2 separate regions of the Mus musculus genome follow, and region 2 is linked to region 1. Evidence: chromatin contacts called from ENCODE Hi-C or POLR2A ChIA-PET data. All regions are on one chromosome and are shown on one strand. Each heading gives the region's core, a stretch centred on a gene start or an enhancer-like site at or near the end of the contact. The rest is flanking DNA. Distances are from core to core; before and after follow the strand shown. Region 1 holds the start of Ier5l (immediate early response 5-like). Region 2 holds the start of Asb6 (ankyrin repeat and SOCS box-containing 6).

The links. A loop is a pair of places that touch in the nucleus more often than their neighbours do. ChIA-PET counts read pairs that join two places held with the same protein, here RNA polymerase II (POLR2A).
Region 2: POLR2A ChIA-PET joins it to region 1 with 10 read pairs in embryonic stem cell. The contact joins the promoter of Asb6 here to the promoter of Ier5l in region 1. A Hi-C loop is called at or near these places in 1 of 37 maps with a recorded cell type or tissue (mouse embryonic stem cell). POLR2A ChIA-PET finds 5 or more read pairs at or near these places in 3 of 5 experiments (Patski and embryonic stem cell).

What each region holds. Positions count from the first base shown.
Region 1 is chr2:30,471,654-30,477,682 of GRCm38, forward strand. Ier5l (immediate early response 5-like) reads right to left here and starts at 2,546. Exons shown (of 1, transcript NM_030244.3): 1 at 978-2,546. The coding sequence starts at 2,358. The coding sequence ends at 1,138. Gm31291 (a long non-coding RNA gene) reads left to right here and starts at 2,655. Exons shown (of 7, transcript XR_003954013.1): 1 at 2,655-2,821; 2 at 3,422-3,625; 3 at 4,716-4,783.
Region 2 is chr2:30,826,459-30,832,223 of GRCm38, forward strand. Asb6 (ankyrin repeat and SOCS box-containing 6) reads right to left here and starts at 1,842. Exons shown (of 6, transcript NM_133346.2): 1 at 1,616-1,842; 2 at 465-640. The coding sequence starts at 1,728.

The sequences.
Region 1 (6,029 bases), core at 1,296-3,795:
GGTTGGCAACTTGTTTTGGAGTCCTCGGGGTGTTGATGGCAGAGACCCAGAGGGGCACTAAGCGAACCTCACCTTCTCACAACAAAAGGCTTTTAAATTAAACAAAATCTATCGCGCTGAGGACGGAGACAGGGTTCTCACAGGCTGGAACAATGCTGGTTTCATGAGATGGGACCGAAGGCTAAAGCACAAGGTAACTTAGAAGCGCGCACAATCACTAGAGCTGACCAGGAGCTAAGCGAAAAGTCTCCAGCTCAGTCGGCGGTCCGGGCCCCTCCCTCCCCCGGGGATCCAGGTGAAGGAATCGACTTCCTTTTTTGTTTAGTGAGGACCGCAGTGCTGGGCATGATGGGAAATGTAGTTCGCCCTGCTCGCCCTCCACCCCTTTCCCAACTGTGCTGAGAGTGTCAGGGTGCCCCCCCCCCCCCCCGCCCGAGTCCGCGAGGCGGGTGGAGGAGGGGGAGGAGGACGGAGCCAGAGGGGCGGGGAGAGGAGGGGTTCTAGACGCCCAACCCGGCAAGAAAAGAAAAAAAAGTTGAAGTGTTTTCATTTCTGCCTTCTCATTTTGAGAACTTTGGAGGCCGCCCCCAGAGAGGAAATGTGACCGAAACGTCCCTTTTGGAGATAGAGTTTGCCTTTGTTTTTTTGCTCAGGGTTTCACAAGACCCGTTCCTCACCCCAGAAAGGCACTCAGGAGAGCGGAACGTCGGGCTTCCCGGCTCTTGACAACTGATTAGAATCGGCGTCCGGGGCCCCGCGCCCTCCTGCGTTGCGCCCCTGGCGCGCCCGGGCACCCAGCCTCGCCCCCGGCGGCCGGGCACCTCCTCCGGGCAGCAGCCCTGCCTCACGTGGCAGGCTCCTCGCTAAACACCACTGCAATCAGTACAATAAAAAGGGGGGGAAAAGAGTAAGAGAAACACAAAGCATACTTAAATAGGCGCTTTTTCTCTGCAAAAATAAAGTCCAAGATTTTTAGATTTTTTTTTTTTATTTTACAATTTATAAAACATCAGCCTCTGCTCGTCCCCAGCTCAGCCCCGAGTGGCCAGGACCCGCTCGCTCCCTATCGCCCCTTGGCCGAGTCTTTGTCTGGCCCCAGCCCCGCGGGGCCCAGGGTCCCCATGCCCTCGGGGGTCCCTAGAAGGCGACAATGGCTCGAGTCCAGGCGCCGAGGCTGGCGAGCGCCTGCTTGGCGCACAGCTGCCCGTTGAGCGGCGGCGGCTGCTCCGAGGAGTCCGGCTGTCGGCTCACCAGCCCCGAGAAGCCCGAGCCAAAGATGGAGATCAAGTTTGAGATGTTGGACGCGTCCGGGGACGAGTCCGGGCAGAAGTCCTCGAAGCGGGCGCGCTTACAGGGGGCGAATGGGGTACCCCCGGGGGGCTCGGCTCCCAGGTCGCCCGCGTCCTCTTCGTCGTCCTCTTCCTCCTGGCCAGGGTAATACTTGCGCTTGCAACCAGCGGCGGACGCCAGACCGGGTCCCGGAGCGCCCTGGCCACAGCAGGGGCAGTGGGCGGAGGCGCAGCAGTCCTGGTGCAAGTAGCCGTTTTCTACCGTGGTCACCACGTGAGTGTCCAGGTCCAGCACGGTGGTCTGGCTGCTGCAGTGCACGCCGAAGTCCGAGGGGGCCGGGTACGCGCCCCGGTAGAAGCCAGTGGATGAGGAAGGGGCTGTAGAGGCGGGCGGAGAGGAGGCAGCGACGGTCGAAGGGGCAGCCCCCGGAAGCACCGAGGGCGCAGAGCAAGCGGCCGGGACGCGAGGGTCCCGCGGGCAGAGCGCGGCGGGCGCGGGCGGCGGCAGCGGCGCGGGACCCGGCTGCAGCGGCTCCAAGTGCTGCCCGCGGTGGGGCGCGCCGTGCGGCGGCTGGAGCGCAGCGCACCCGGGCAGCTCCGAGAGCGCCCCCGCGCAGCCCGCGGGCGCCCCGGCCACCGCCACCGGCGCCGCCGCCGTGCAGCCCCTGGGCGCCGGGTGTTGGTGTTGGTGCAGCTGCTGCTGGAGGTGCAGCTGGTGAAGCTGGTGGAGCTGGTGCAGCTGGTGCCGGGCAACCGGCTCGCGCGCCTCCGCGTCCCCGCCGCCGCCAAGTTGGAGCGGGCCGAAGTCGGCCGCGCTGGCCGGCATTCCGGGCGCCGCGTAAGCGAGGTGCTGGTGCTGGTGGTGGGGCGGCTGCTGTTGCTGCTGCTGCTGCTGGCGCCGGTAGAGCTCGGCGTAACGCTCGCTCAGGTAGAGCTGGCGCGCGTTGCGGAGCACGTAGGACACCAGGAGGTTCTTGTGCAGCTTGATGCCGCCGCGCTGGGTCCGGGAGCTGTGGATCTTGCGCAGGGAGATGCTGATCAGGCTCTGGGCGTCCAGGGCGCACTCCATGCTCCCGCGGAGACGCGGGCGGCGGAGCAGCCGCCTCTGGTGCTGCGAATGCTGCTCCTTGCGTGTGTCTCCAGTTGGTCGCCCGGGCGAGCCAGGCACAGGGAACCGAGCCCGGGTCGGCGGGTCGGCGACACTCCGAGAGAAGTCGCCACCATGCGTTGCGCGCCACCCGCAGGCTCACGCTCCCCAGACGGCGCCAAAGCAATGAGCCTCCGCCGGCCCCGGCCCCAACTATTTAGCTGGGCAGCAGCGCCCCGCCCCACTGTAGATTAGCCAATAGAAGCGTGTAGAGCCTTCCGACTGACAGCCACTGCCCTCCCCGGGACCACTTGACTGGCCAATCAGACCAAGGCGGTTCCTTTGTGCTATTCAAATAACGAACGGACCCCGGGCCTCCAACGCCGCCGTTGCCTCGAATGTTCTCCTGGGGCCGCGGCACCTCGTGGGACTAGGAGCCTCCGAGGTAGTCTCTCTCAGCTTTGGGTCGCCTCTTGGGAGCCACGTCGAAATTCGTAGCTTTCCTGGACGTGGCTCCTGCGAGCTGGGGGTCGGCTCACCTGAGCGCAGCGGAGATGGCTCCGCCCCCTTCCGCATGGTTGGGCCTCACCTGCGGCAGGTGCGCGCGGTTCCCCCGCTTCGAGCCACGCGGCGCCTCCTCTTTTCCACCTGCCACGGCCGGGGGCAACCTGGGCGAGCTGAGCCTTCTTCCAAGAAAAGCTGAGTGGGGGGCGCACCTGAGAACTAGAGTGCTGTCTTGGAAGAGAGGGTTTGGGGCCTGATTACCTGATGTGTTAGCCCAGGGGCCTCTGGGAATGGTCACGGAAGGGCCTCTCTTTCTGTTTGACTCAAATCCCAGTGATTTTTGATCTCTAGTAGAGAAGCTTTGTGATCGTGAGACTGCCTGGGTGGGGGGTGGGGGTGGGGGTTTGGGCTATGAACCCGCCCCAAGCTTCCTCCTCTTTTGGGAGACCTCTTCTTTCCTGACTTAATATCAATGACAATAGAAGCCCTAAGTGCCTAGCTTGGATCTCTTACCAGAAAAGTCTGAATTTCTCCCTTTAAGGTTCTTGGAGGCCAAGCTTGAGACCGCTTGAGTGGAGCAACCTGTTAAGTTTTGGTCCTTACCCTGAGCCCCAGGAGTACCCAGGCCAAGGACTTCTCCACTTTTAGATTCTTATTCTGAGTTATCTACTGACCAATTGAGGACAGAGAGCAGAAAAGAGAGAAGATGCCTGAGAGTCCCCTTGTACTGAGAAGCTTAAAGAGAGTAAGAGGGCAAGGGTGGGTGTGGGGGGCCCAAGATGCCAGCCGCAAGCCTCATCCACCGCGTTTAAGGTTCCTTTTAGTACTTAGGTCAGAAAATTGGCCCAGGCAGAGTCCAGGGCTGGGCCCTTGAGTGGGACTGGGGGATGGGGGGGGGGGAGTGGGGCTCTTCTGAAACCCTCTGTCTTTGGACCCTCTCAGCAACTCTGCCCCTTGGCCAATGTCTCAAGAAAACCACTCACCAATTGTTTCTGTAAGTGGTGGCAAGTGTCAAAAGCGGGGGACAGTTTGCTCAGGTTTTCAGATGAGGAGGCGTAGTCACTAGCTCCAAAGAGGCTTTGTCTAAGACCACAGGCTCTGGGCACAGTGCTCTGCTCCGTCCGCACCATCTGGGGACATGTAACTGTTAGAACAGCTCTTCTCACCCTGTGTCAGCAAGGCCAGGATTACGTTGTGGGGCTGAGGCTGGAACCTCAGAACAAGCACACGTGGTGGCATTGGGGATGTAACCTCATGCATCCTGGGGGTATAAAGCCGTATCTCTGCCCACCTGAATATCTCAGAAGCTTACAGGTTCAGGAAGGGAGCGGGATGCTCCTACAGCCAGGAGGACTGAGCTGGAACTGGGGGAGTCTGCGGCTCACAATGGATGCTGTCTTTTCCCAGTATTTAGTGAAGAAACTTGAGACTTGAAAGAGGTGGTGGCGGGATTTGAACCGAGTTCTGTAGGTGCCTGGAAATATGTTAGTGGGGCCGAGTACACTTCCTCAGGCCTAGCTCCTGATGAATGATGTAATGCCCCTGCCCCATCCATCCATCCATCCATCCACCCATCTATTTATTTATTTTTTCCAAGTGCCCCAGGACCAGAGTTCTCCAGAGCTCCTGTGGAGGCAAATATCATTCTTGGTTCCATACATTCATAGTCATTCTTAGCGCTGTGACATAGAAGATAGCTCTAAGGACCAGCCTGGGAATCAGAGTGGGAATAGAAGTGGGTGGTGGACTAGGAAATCAGGTCCCTCTTTTGGGCTTGGTATTCCCCCCTCCCCCATCCCTTCCCCAGCCACCACTAAAGGTGAAGTTCTTTTCAGTGGGAATGATGAAGTCTCACGCTCTGAGGCAGTTGAGCCACCACTGAGCCACACCCCCAGGTACCAAGGTGAGTGTTGAACTAACTCTAAGGCCCTTTCACTTGTGTGTGTGATTATGTGTGTGTGAGCACTGGGGATGGGATTGGTGAGGGGTGCAGACAGGCAAAGTGTGGCCACTTTGGGGGGGCTCTGTGTAGCCCCATGGGGGGGGGAATCTTCTTTGCAGCCTGTTCTCAGTCTTCCTTCCTTCTCAAGTGCGGGCTCTGGGGTCAGCAAGCTGAGCAGTTGTTTGGCTTAATAAAACCCCTTGATCTTTTTTGAGGTAGCTTTGGGCAGGGGAGCTGCTGCAGATGTTTCAGAAAACCTCCCACTGAAGGAGGCAAAGGACAAAGGACAGCTGAACTATGTGTGTGTGTGTGTGTGTGGCATGTCCTGGGGGAGGTGTGGCTGTGGGGGGGCACCTGGTAAGGATTTATAAATATGGATGGAGTGGGGTCAGCTGCATTCAGACCTCTGCTTGTGCACACAATGATTTGGCAGAATGCTACAGAGACCATTCAAGACTCTGTGTGTGTGTGTGTGTGTGTGTGTGTGTGTGTGTACATATGTGTGTGCACACGTGTGCTTCTGTGTGCATGCATGTATTCCTGTGAATGAGCAGGGCCCTCAGCCACCACCTTGTAGAGGGGAGCAGTGCACGAGGCAAGGTTTCTAGAGATCACCTGAGTGAGGTTGGGGTGCTCGCCTTTCTTCCTTGCCAACACAGGTAGATTACATCTGGTCTGAGTAACCATTCCCTAGAGGAAGTTAATTAATGCCTCAATATTTACCAAGTGTCTGCTGGGATGGCGGCTCAGAGCAGGGCATGGATCACTGGGGACCTGGGTTCCATTCAAACCCCAGGCAATGCCAGCCCCAGGTGGGTCAGTGCTCTTATGCCCTGTGAGTACCCAGAAGCTGCATACACCAGATCTCAGGGCATTTAGGAAGGTACCTGGCCAGAGATGGGATTTAACCTTTGGGGCTTTGGAATAGTTTTAGGGGAGATGCCCGGGTGAAAAGCATCTTGGGGGTGTTGTGCTTTGAGTTTGGGGGTGCAGTGAGTAGGGGGGACTTCTTAGGTTTGTTTATATGCTTACTCTCCTGAGAGAGGCTTTCATAACCTTTGCCTGGAGGCCATGGAAGTGTAAGGAAGAACAAGACACAGTTGTCCCCTGCAGTGAAGGAAAGAGATGGACTCTCACAGAGCAGACACAGGAGGCCCAGGAAGCTCCTTGTGATAAAACCAAGACCTTAAGACCAAAGAAGAAGAGA
Region 2 (5,765 bases), core at 592-3,091, 350 kb after region 1:
GCCTGTTTTCCAATGAAAGGCATGAAGGCCTGTGTGGGGGTCAGCACTGACCCCCACAAGCTCATAGGCAGCCCTACCTGTCTCCTACCTCCTAGGGGTGACAGCCAATGGCAGGACAGGTGGCTGGCCCTTCATCATTCCTGATGCGTAAAGAACCTATGCAGCCTGCTGTAACAGATGCCCAGTGTGGCTTATCTTCCCACCTCTAGGGCCAGAGCAAAACCTGCAGGACAGCTCAGAGCAGAGAAATCACCTGCCCTTAGCTCTGGGCATTGCCAGTGTATTCTCTACATGGTAGAAGGATTGATCTGGAAGATGTGGGAGTAGAGGCGCTAAGAGCCCCCAGAAAGACACCCACAGGAAAAGAACAAGGGAAGTCACCCCAAAGACCGGAGGAAAAGCAGTGGCTGGGCCTGGCTGCCTAGTCCTCCTCACCCCACCCCCATCCTCAGGATGCTGCTGACCTTCGAAATTGAGGTTGGCCCCACTCTGCAGAAGGACAGCAGCTGCCCGGGTCAGGCCCAGCTCAGCCATCTTCAGCAACGCATTGCTCACGCCTTCCTGGTAGAATGGAGAGTGAGCCTTCTGCTCCAGCAGCTCCGTGAGGACCAGGATCCGGCTCTCCTCGCTGGAAGCAGAACTGTGCACCAAGAGGCAGAACAGAGAAAGTGGGAACTCACGGGGGCCAGTGGCCCTAGCCTGTGTGCCCTTTCACAAGCATCCACACAAGCTGCGCATGCTCTGTGGGGCACAACTCTTTCTTGGTCAAAAGCATTAAGTGATTTCAAAGCCATCCTTCAGCATGCTGTCAAAGTGCTGGCTCTGCCCCATCTTCTCTCACACCACCTTGAGGGTAGCCCTAAAGCTCTCACCCTTCCTAGACAAAACTACCTACTAAGTGCATCTTGGGCCTGGACGCTGTTCCATATGTTACCCCAGCTCTGACAACGGCCCAAACACCACCTTCAGAGTCACCTGGCCACGACGCGCCTTACTTGCTCTTCGCCCTAATCTCACCCACCAGACCTCTTGCAACAGGTGGGCCCTAAGATCTGACCAACGCCCGGACACAAAACGCTTATCTGGGGCAGCCCTCCTAAATATGCTGGGCTCCGCCAAAGGAGGGCAGTAGCGCCTTGTTGTGCAGCCCTGCGGCCCCGCCTCCGAGTTCTTAAAAACGCCTGGCACTGCATTTACAGAGTAGGCCGCAGAGGAAAGGGCTGATGTGGTTTAGAAAAGACATCCTTGGTGAGACTGCTAGCTCCTCTGCCCCACCCTACTCTGCATCTCAGACCGCGATGCCGGTCTGGGTGCTCGCTTGTCTCTGTAGCACAAGCACTCCGAAGGCGTAGCGCTCCGAGTACCCAAGGAGGTCTGCACAGGGCACACGGACCACACCGGCTTGCTTCCCCAGAGGCTCTCGGAGAGGCCTGCTGTCTGCCGAAAGTCCGGTCGGCCCCAGCCAGGACGTCTCCAGCATCCATGCACAGGCAGCAGAGGCCCGGGTCTTCTGCCCTACAAGACACTCCGAGCCCGCCTCAGGCTGGAGCTCGAGCTCGCGGCCACGCAGCTCCCACTCCCGCTGCGACAACCACAGAGGACCGCAGCGACTTACTCATCCAGGGGCTCCTGCCGCTCCAGATCCTGGATGCCCAGGGCGCCAAGGATGGCGTCCACTAGGGGCTGGTACTCAAAGATGATCCTGCGGAAGCCGTGCAAGAACGGCATGGCGTCGGCCGCGTGTTCCGACACCCACAGGCCACCACCTCCCGATCTACCGGTTCAGACCCCGCGCCGGTGAGCAATCCTCCCAGGCCCCAGTTCCGCACCGGAAGTTATCCTACCACTCCTACTTCCGGTCCGTGCGGGCCTTTGAGGGAGCATGTGAGTCACACTGCCCCCTGCCGCCGGGGAGGACCTCGCGGCGATCATCACTGTCCGGCTCCGCCCCGCACTGAAATTCCCCGCGAGGCCGCTGAAGGGCGTCTGAGCTCCGACGGGGCATGCGGCCCCGCTACTGACTGGCTCCAATCCGAGGTGACACAGGCCCTATTCGGAGCCTGAACACTACTTTCTGCAGCCTACTTGACTTTGGCCACTCTCTAAGGAAAGGCTGCAACCACCTCAGTTTCTCCACTGTGTAGACCAAGTGGCGTAATGAGGATCTTGCACCCCAACTCTTCCCCACAGACGCTGGGGGCAGTTCCTTATTCTCTGTCCCTTGACGCCTAGCCAAACAGGCTGCCCACTTTTCCCACTTTTCACTGGAGGGACTCTGTGAACCTTCATGTCCTGATCTGGAAAATTGGCATAATATCACTTGCCTAGACCCTGAGCAGGAGGAAGCTTTGACATAGCAGAAAGGACTGTACCAGGTAGCGTCCCCCTACGCAAATTTGAGTGGCTGCAACTTTGAGTCCTGCGGCAAGGCCCTGATGACTCTAAAAAGGTCAGTTATGGGGAGGTGTCAATGGTCCTGAGGCTGCACCATCATAGGTGTAGCTCCAATCCCTTATGGGGGCTTGTGTTCTCTCTGCTTGGCACCTGCCATCTGCCATAGAGTTACTGGCTTGGAACAAAATTTCTTCTTTGTTTTAACCAAGAGCCTTCCTGCCTCCACTTCTCAAGTGTTGGGATGCTAGGCTTGGTTCCAGGATAGCCCAGGACACCAAACCCAGTGGCCAAGGATCTTACACAGAATGGGTACACAGCTCCTCTCATGACCTATTTCAGCTCTATGGGACTCTGCACCCAACAGAGTAAACACCAGGTTGGTCATTGTTTATTGGGTTGTTAAGGGAATAATGGGGAAAAAATCTGTACAGGGGCTGGAGAGATGGCTCAGCAATTAGGAATACTGGCTGCTCTTGCAAAGGACCTAGGTTCTGTTCTTAGCCTGCCAGGACTACATAGTGAGGCTCTATCTCCAAGAGGGGGGAGGAGTCGGGTGGAGGGTGGCAGGTTACTGGAGAGATCTTGATCAGCCCAGGTTCAGCTCCCAACACCCTCATAGTGGCTCACAGCCACCCATAACTCTAGGCCAAGGGGATCTGGTGCCCTCTTCTGGACGCTGTGGGCACAGGCACAAAAGTGATGCACATATGGCCATGCAAGCAAAACATCCCTATTCATGGGGAAAAAAAAAAAAAAGTTCCCCTTTGGGCCTGGGAGTTGGCTCACCGAGCAGAATGCCTCGAGTTCCATACCCAGCACCATGAAGACTGGACATCGTGGCTTCCTGCTTTGGGTCTGTGCCTTTGTCCAGGTCACTTCTCCTTTCCTCAGTGGCTCCAGCACTTGGCTTTGGAGGCTGCCCTGATCCAGAATAGCAGTAGTTTAGCCTCCTGACATCTACAAGACCCTTCTTCCAAATAAGGTCACTTTGAAGGTCCCCAGACTAGAGCTTCAGTGGAACTCAGAGGGCAGAATACAAACCCCATGCAACAGGTGAATCTAGGTGTGGTCCTTCTGGCCTTGGCCTCACCATCTTCCCCTAGCCTAGCCTTTAATGGCTGATCCGTCTCTCCAGCCAGTCTTCACCTCTGACTTGATCACTTGCCTGGCTCTCACAGGCCGAGGTCCAATGAAAGGCATCTTGATGTCACCAGTGTCTGAGAGAAGGGACAGGCAGAGTAAGAAGAACTGGGCTGCTGAGCTGGTTCAGGAGGTGGAGGCTTGCCACCAAGCCCTGTGGCCTGAGTTCAGTCTTTAGGACCCTATGGCAGAGGGAGAGAACAGACACCTACAGGTTGTCCTCTGACCTCTACACACATACAGCACGTGTGGATACATGCATACTTAGTGTAAATACACATAGAACACATGAGAATTAACTTGCATTTATTGGAGCCCTCCTCGGGTCCTAGCACTGGGCTAAGCCCTCTTCACACTGATGCTGTGAAGCCGTTAGATTAAGAGGATTGTTCCTTTTCACAAGCAGGAATGTGGCTCAAGGTTTCAGAGCTGGCCCAAGGAAGCACAGCAGGGTAGACTGTCAGCCAGTCTATCCGACCTCGGTACATATAAGCCACCAGGGACTCACACAGTCCCTTTAGCTTCTCTGGCTTTGGATCTTTAGAGGGTCTAGACTTGCAGGAGGGAGGAACTGACCTTTGCCCTTTCATAGCCCTTAGGCATCTCACAGAGGAGCCAGGCTCCACTGCCAGCCAGTCACCCAGGCTCCTGTCTTTAGAAAGCCCTATGCCCCTTGACCCCTCTTGTCAGCAAGGGGTCCTGTTTCCTCCATCTGCCTTCCATTAAAGTTGTCATTCAGAGCCCCTGCCTTCAGCTCTGACCCTTCCCTCTCTTTTCCTCACCACTGCTCCCTCTGTGCCTGACTAGACAAGCTCCATCCTGGCACCCAACTCCAAAACTTCTCAGCCATGTGAGGGACAAACACAGTCCTTAGACCCTGAAAAGGTCTGTGCATCCTCCTTACTCCCCCAGGGAAGTTTAGGGGTTACACTGAATAATGTACAGAGGTAACCTTAATATATAAAGAACTTCCAAAAATCAATAAAACAGTAAACATTTCCTACAGGATATAGGCACAGGATATGCATAGGTGAATCACAGACGAAAAGTCAACAAGCATGAGAAGAAGTGGCTAGCCTCTCTACCTGTCCATCAATAATGACAACAATGACCTTTAATCCCAACACTCAGGAGGCAGAGACAAGTGAATACTATGTTTTCACATCCATCCTGGACTATATATTGAGTTCCAGGCCAGCCAGAACAATCAAATGAGATTCTATTAAAAAAAAAAAAAAAAGAAAGATCAAAAAAATTCTTTCAATATCTAGAAAGCTGTGTGTGTGTGTGTGTGTGTGTGCGCACACGCGCACATCAGAGACCTTAGGAAGTTGGTTCCTCCAACCATGTAGGTCCTGGGGATTGAACTCAGATCTTCAGCTTGAGCAGCAAGCTCCTTTATCCACTGAGCCATCTCGCTGGCCTACCCTTCTTTGGACTTGTATGGCTTTTTTCTGCAGTGAATATATCCTACAAGAGACCTGAAGCCAGAAAAGAGCTGTGGGTAAGGAGTAGCCTGTGTGCACCTCCTGCATCTGAGGCTGAAGTTTGGTCCAGCTCAGTCAACCTTGTTCCCCTCTCCAGACCCTGTCAAGAAACATCCTCACCAAGGTCACTTCCTCAGTGCTCCTCAACTCCTGGTTCCCCAAGCCAGGAGTGATAACCTTCATTTGACTCAAGGGTGGCAAACAGTCCTGAGCTCTGTGGAGGGAGAAAGGCCTCTAGTATCCACAGTAGCCTTGGCCTGAGGGTGGACTGGTTTCTCATTGATCCTTGGGAAGACAGACAGACTGACAGACATAGATACACATGCGCACACACACATACACACACACACACACACACACATGCTCTTGTTCTTATATCTGCTCAGACTCACATGCACTATCTCACACATGGACGGACATTCTAGGGCATAGGAGTATTCACAATTATTCTCACCTCCTCCACACACACACATACAGGTACACACACCCCGGCTCACTTTCTCAGACACAACATATAATTCATTTTCGTTCACTGGCTCTGTCACCTGGGCCTGGGGAGGGCAGCTGCCAGGACAGGTGGTACCTTGGCCCCATCCCAAGTCCTTCGTGGCTCCCATAGGAGACTGGTCTTTAGCCAGCTGTCCCTCAGAAGGCCCTGGGTGGGCAGCTGGGAGTGGTTCCCCTTTTCGCACCCTGCTTTCCCTCCACATCCTTCCTCAGGGGTTTGTATGTAACTGGAACCTT